Linked DNA regions of Homo sapiens: region 1 is linked to region 2. A link is an interaction called in ENCODE POLR2A ChIA-PET data of the cell type or tissue named here. Cell type or tissue: Caco-2. All regions are shown on one strand. Each heading gives the region's core, and the rest is flanking DNA. Links, peaks and the distances in the headings are about the cores only. Region 1 holds the start of LOC105376272 (a long non-coding RNA gene). Region 2 overlaps MAPKAP1 (MAPK associated protein 1).

Region 1 (2,921 bases), core at 113-2,612, 51 kb before region 2:
CTTCACCTCCTAAGTAGCTGGGACTACAAGCATGTGCCACCACACCCAGCTAATTTTTGTATTTTTTATAGAGATGGGGTTTCACCATGTTGCCCAGGCTAGTCTCAAACTCCTGGGCTCAAGCAGTCTGCCTGCCTTGACCTCCCAAAGTGCTAGGATTATAGGTGTGAGTCACCACACCCAGCAAGAAGTCTTATAAGTTGTAGTAGGATAGTTTTGAGTCTGGACTGTGTCTGTTTTATGGGCTTGTATTCCTCAGTCCATACACAATGCTTAACACATAGCAAATACTCAATGAATAATTTGTGGAATGGGTGAGAGAACATAGGAACATTTAAAGATCTGGACTGAAATTCTCTACCCTTGCCATGCCAAGGAGGCCCTTCTTCAGGTGTGTGCTAAAATAAGCTTCTGACTGTATATAGAATTTTATTCAGTAAAAATCACCAAGTTAGATTTCTCAACCTGCTGATGTATTTTATTTAAGTGACAGATGTGGAATTATTGCATACATTTTGTTCCGTGACCTAGACAGAAAGAAAACCCATTATCAACATTTCCCAATTGCTAGTCACCACACTGCTAGTTAATGGGTTGGTAGATACACACTGGAGGGCCTACTATGTGTTACACCACATGCTAAGCACTTCAAGTGTATTATTTTATTCCTTACAACATCTCTGTAAGTTATAGATAATAACCTTTTTTTTTTTTTTTTTTTTTTTTTGCAGGAGAGAAACTGAGGATCAGGAAGTTATCTAACTTCCTGAGGTTTTTTTGGACCTCACTTTCCTGAGGGGTTTTGGAGAAAAGGAAATCTTGATCACCTTAAACGCCTTTTCTCTGATTTCAGAGATATCAGCTTCTGAGCTGCAATCCTCATGACCTTTTTTCCCTTGCTAATGCCCAATACACTATTAATATTGATTCTTTCATCAAAATAAACACCAAAGCCCAAGTAATGAGAGTTCTGGACATTTAAAAATCATGTGCTCTTTTATTTTTCATGTAAAAAAAAAACAATAAGCATTCATCTATCTGGTCATCATACTTAAGTGTGTTTTACATTTTCCGAGGATGAGTGAATTTTTATGAGTATGTAAATTGAACATGCCAGATCACATTTGGGAGAAATCTGGGATGCCTCCTGGAATGCTCCTGAATTCTCACATATGGATTAAATGCTATCTATATATGGGCTACAGGCTTCTGTCGCTTTGTGAAAGCTATACTGGCCTTTGAACATAAAATGAATATTGGTTAAACAATTCAATGAAATAAATTTTTTAATGGAAAATTTTAATCTTATCTGATGGAACATGAATAAGTGAAAGTTGTACTCATTAAAGATTTGGAGATATGATTTATGTATCATATATATTCTGCCCTGTACACCCCCACACCCACCTCTCTTTTGGCAGCAGGCTCTATTTTGCATCCATTCGTTGTTCAAACTTCCAATTCTCATGGAGACTTCCTGGTCCCATGAAAGGTACTGCTCTTTTTATGCCAAACCAACTCTAAAATTAAGTCTCTTCCTGTGGATCCAGTTATCCTGTACTTGTTCATTGTTCTTTTGATCATTCGTCTTTCTCTGGTGGTGACTCAGAAACAGGACTTTTAGGTCTCTGCTTCATGCTGTCTGCCATGCTACTGTCTGCCCTGCTACTGTGAGATAGTTAATCCAGCTTCTGCGTAATCAGAAGCTTAAGAGCGGTGCAAGAAATCTTAGCAACATGAGAATCTTTCTTCATGCAGGCACTGTGCAATAAATTCAATCATTCAATCCTTACAAGACCCTTATGCAGTAGATATGGTTACTTCCTTCATAATTCCAGAACTCGGTAGAGAAAATGACCACTTAGGAACAAGGGGACGTGAGTGAGGCTGACAATGCTCAGGGTCTCCAGGACAAGTGATTCTCTGTGTGGTGGGCTAAGAGATTTCCCTGCATTCTTCATACTGCTTCAAATTTCTAAATTGTGCACAATAAAAATGTGCTACCCTCATCAAAAATAAATCTTTTATAAAGAAAGGAAAATAAAAGTTATATGTACTCAGGATATTTGGAAAGTGTATAAAATTAGAAGGAAAAGAGGGCTCGTGACTTAAATGTATGTGTAAACTTAACCCATTTGGTACATTACATTTATTTCTAGTCTTTTCATGTGTGACAATTGAAAATTTTTACATAGTATCATCATTTCTGTTTTTTCTCCATAAAAAGTGAGATGCCAGTATTCATATCTTGATGGACTATAAAAATTCCCCTTTCATCCTCACCTTTGCCTGTGCTGCCTTCTCCTCTAGTCTTGAATTACAATCTTTGACACATGTGCATTGCCTAGAAAGCCCTATTTGGTTAACAGATATCACTGTGAAAAGCAAGAACACAAAAAGAAGGTTATTACTTTCCCTCTTCTCATTAACACATACCTCACTAATAATACCCTTTGCTGGTTGGGCATGGTGGCTCACGCCTATAATCCCAGCACTTTGGGAGGCCAAGGCGGGTGGATCACGAGGTCAGGAGTTCGAGACCAGCCTGGCCAACATGGCGAAACCCTGTCTCTACTAAAAATACAAAAATTAGCCAGGTGTGGTGGCAGGCACCTATAATCCCACTTGGGAGGCTGAGGCAGGAGAATCGCTTGAAACTGGGAGGCAGAGGTTTCAGTGAGCAGAGATCGTGCCATTGCACTCTAGCCTGGGTGACAAGAGCAAGACTCCATCTCAAAAATAATAATAATAATAATAATAATAATACCCTTTGCTTTCTTCATAGAGTGATTGAGTCTACACATTCATATCTTCATTTATTCAACAAATGTTTGTTAAGTACCTTCTAAATGCCAGTCATTTTACTCTTTAGTAAGTATGGAGAGATAATAGAAGAATCCTTGCTCTTTAGAATACAGATG
Region 2 (2,921 bases), core at 173-2,672:
CAAAACCTTTCCTGAAGGTTTTGCAGTTTAACTAGGCAGGAGAATTGGTTTATTGGAACAGCCTTGGTCTTTCTTCTTTTGTAATAGGAATTGTATTTAATTTGATTATATTCAGCTGTTTCACAGAGAGCAAATGGTGTATTGGCTCAGAAGAGGCTAAAGTGTGACCTTATTGTCATGTCAGCTTGTTCCTTTTTTATTATTTAAATTCCAAACTATCCAATCTGAGCCTCAGAGGGGGTATAAGCTACAGCGGTTGTCACTTGAATATAGTTCAGTGCTTATATTAAGATCAAGCAGAAAATGATTATAGTTGCCTCTGGAGGAAGAGTTATAAGCGATGGAGCTGACACTAAATGCAGACATTTTAGCATAGCTGATGTTGGGTCCGAGCTCTGATACGGACGGCATCAGCGTAGTGGCTTTGGCTCAGTGAGGAACGCAGATTCAGTCAGCCCCTGCCATAGAGTAGTCAAGGCTTGGCACGATCCTCCTGGAATGGGTCTTCCTGCCATAAGTCTCCAGCCCATTGTCAGCAGTGCCACCAGAAGAATCTCACCAAAATATAAAGCTGATTGTGTCACTTTCCTGCTCTGTTAGCACCTGTTGCATATGAGAGAAAATCCAAATCTTGACCAACAATCTGGGCCAAGCTTCTCAGCCTCAGCTCCTCCTTGAACAAGCTTGCTTTTAAGCTATAGGCAGCATTTAAGATTAGAGACTTGCTCGGCAGCCAGGATTCACAGTTCCTCAGTCTCTCAGGTCCTACAAATATTGACTAAAAATGACAAGTAAATGTCAGAACCCACAGAACAAACCATGATCGCACAGATATCAAAGGACATGTGATGCTACACTACCATCCAAACATCCATCTAATGAATATTTTTTGAGCATCAACAATGCACCAAGCACAGAGATTACTCATCCCTGCCTCGAGGCTGGGGGAGGCAGCGAGGCAGCTTGAGCTGGTAAATTATAGAAGAGCCCAATGAGTGTTCCTACCAAGGTAGGAACAAGGCGCTGTGTGGGAGCACAGAGAAGGGGACAGGTAGCTCCACCCTCCCCTTCCCTGAGGTGGAAACATCTGAACCAGGTTGTCTTGAAGCAGGACTCAGAGCTAGGTGAAGAAGAGGGAAGAGGGAATGGCACGTGCAGAAGCCAGGAGGCACTGAGGAACCCACGTGGACCATGGAAGGTCATTGTGGAAGAAGCCAAGGCTGTGTGGGGTGGACATGTGAGCTCAGACCCAGCGTCACGTGTCCTTTGATATCTGTGCTGCCGTGGTTTGTTCTGTGGGTTCTGACATTTACTCGTCATTTTTAGACTATATTTGTAGGACCTGAGAGACTAGGGAACTGTAGGAATCCTGGCTGCTGAGCAAGTCTCTAATCTTAAATGCCGTCTGCAGCTTAAAAGCAAGCTTGTTTAAATAGATATGCACCCTGCACCCCTACTTTGGACACACGAGGGAAAGAGCACAGACTTTCGCTTTGATGCCAGCATTCCCTGCCCCGGTGTGCCCTCCCTGGTAAGGCTGTGAGCCTGTTGTGACTCATAGGCTAGGGATCTACCTAAACCTTATTGCAGTGGTTTCTGTTTCAGTCTGTATTTGCAATAATAGCAGCTCTCATTGACCGAGCACTTTGCTAAGGGAAGTCCTGCATTGTCTCATTTAATCCTCACAGCAACCTTCTGAGGGAAGCTCTGTTATCCCTATTTTACAGATGAGTTTAAATTCCTTCCCAAGGATGCATAGCTGGCAGCGTTACTCCCTCTCATGGCACAAACACCAGGGATGTTCTGCTCAAGTCTAGCCTTTCCTCTTACTGCTCACACTTAGCTTTTTTCTGGCTACCAGAAGCTCTTTCAGATTAAAGCAGCTCTTTAAATTGGTGAATGGAAAACAGTTGACATGAAGACATAACCATGAAAGTGTTCAGCTTTTGACTGTCATTTTTCCTTGCACAGGTGATTCTCAAACTTGTTCTTATGGTCAGCAATGATGATGATAGGTTAATTCACTTATATCCTACCTTGATCCCAAAAATATTTGGAATTATTATAATAGATTTTAAAATACACAAACCACTGAGTGCAGTGGTGTGTACCTGTGGTCCCAGCTCCTCAGGAGGCTGATATGGGAGGGTTGCTTGAGTCCAGGATTTCTGGGCTACAGCCTAGATCAGCGCTATGCTGATCAGATGTCCACACTAAGTTCAGCATCAGTATGGTGAGCTCCCGGGAGTGGGTAACCACCAGGTTGCCTAAGGAGGGGTAAACCGGCCCATGTTGGAAACGTGCAGGTCAAAACGCCTGTGCTGATCGGTAATGGGATCGCACCTGTGAACAGCCACTGCACTCCAGCCTGGGCAATATAGCGAGACCCCACCTCTTAAAAAAATATACATACGAGGCTGGGCACAGTGGCTCACGCCTGTAATCCTAGCACTTTGGGAGGCCGAGACAGGTGGATCACAAGGTCAGGAGATCGAGACCATCCTGGCTAACATGGTGAAACCCCGTCTCTACTAAAAAATACAAAAAAATTAGCCGGGCATGGTGGCGGGCGCCTGTAGTCCCAGCTACTTGGGAGGCTGAGGCAGGAGAATAGCGTGAACCCGGGAGGCGGAGCTTGCAGTGAGCCGAGATTGCGCCACTGCACTCCAACCTGGGCGACAGAGCAAGACTCCATCTCAAAAGAAACAAAAAAAAAATATGTATACATACGAACCAATAAACTACGTGAGAGGAAAAGAAACATAAAGATTAAACGACAAGTTTACGAGTCCCCAGGAGGAGGAGCTGGCAGAGAAATGCATGTCCAGGTCATCATAGTCACACGAACATTTAGTGCTGAGCTTCCTGATGGGCAAAGGAGAAAGGGACATGATAGGAGCTAGTTACAAGATTTATGTTAA

What was found. ChIA-PET counts read pairs that join two places held together with the same protein. Peaks named below come from ENCODE experiments on the same cell type or tissue, not always from the same donor. Only the 100,000 strongest peaks of a DNase experiment are listed, where the experiment ranks them.
Region 1: POLR2A ChIA-PET joins it to region 2 with 10 read pairs; 3 of 35 experiments call an interaction of 5 or more read pairs at or near these places.

The regions. Positions count from the first base shown.
Region 1 is chr9:125,563,548-125,566,468 of GRCh38, reverse strand. All of the region lies in intron 5 of MAPKAP1 (MAPK associated protein 1), which reads left to right. It overlaps LOC105376272 (a long non-coding RNA gene), which reads right to left and starts at 2,734. Exons shown (of 4, transcript XR_007061777.1): 1 at 1-2,734. In Caco-2, for the core only: no CTCF peak of the experiment used is centred there; no DNase peak of the experiment used is centred there.
Region 2 is chr9:125,512,377-125,515,297 of GRCh38, reverse strand. All of the region lies in intron 7 of MAPKAP1 (MAPK associated protein 1), which reads left to right. It also overlaps the pseudogene RN7SL30P. Among named protein-coding and RNA genes, the nearest start is that of MAPKAP1, 190 kb to the left of the region's middle. In Caco-2, for the core only: no CTCF peak of the experiment used is centred there; a DNase peak (open chromatin) is centred at 1,526.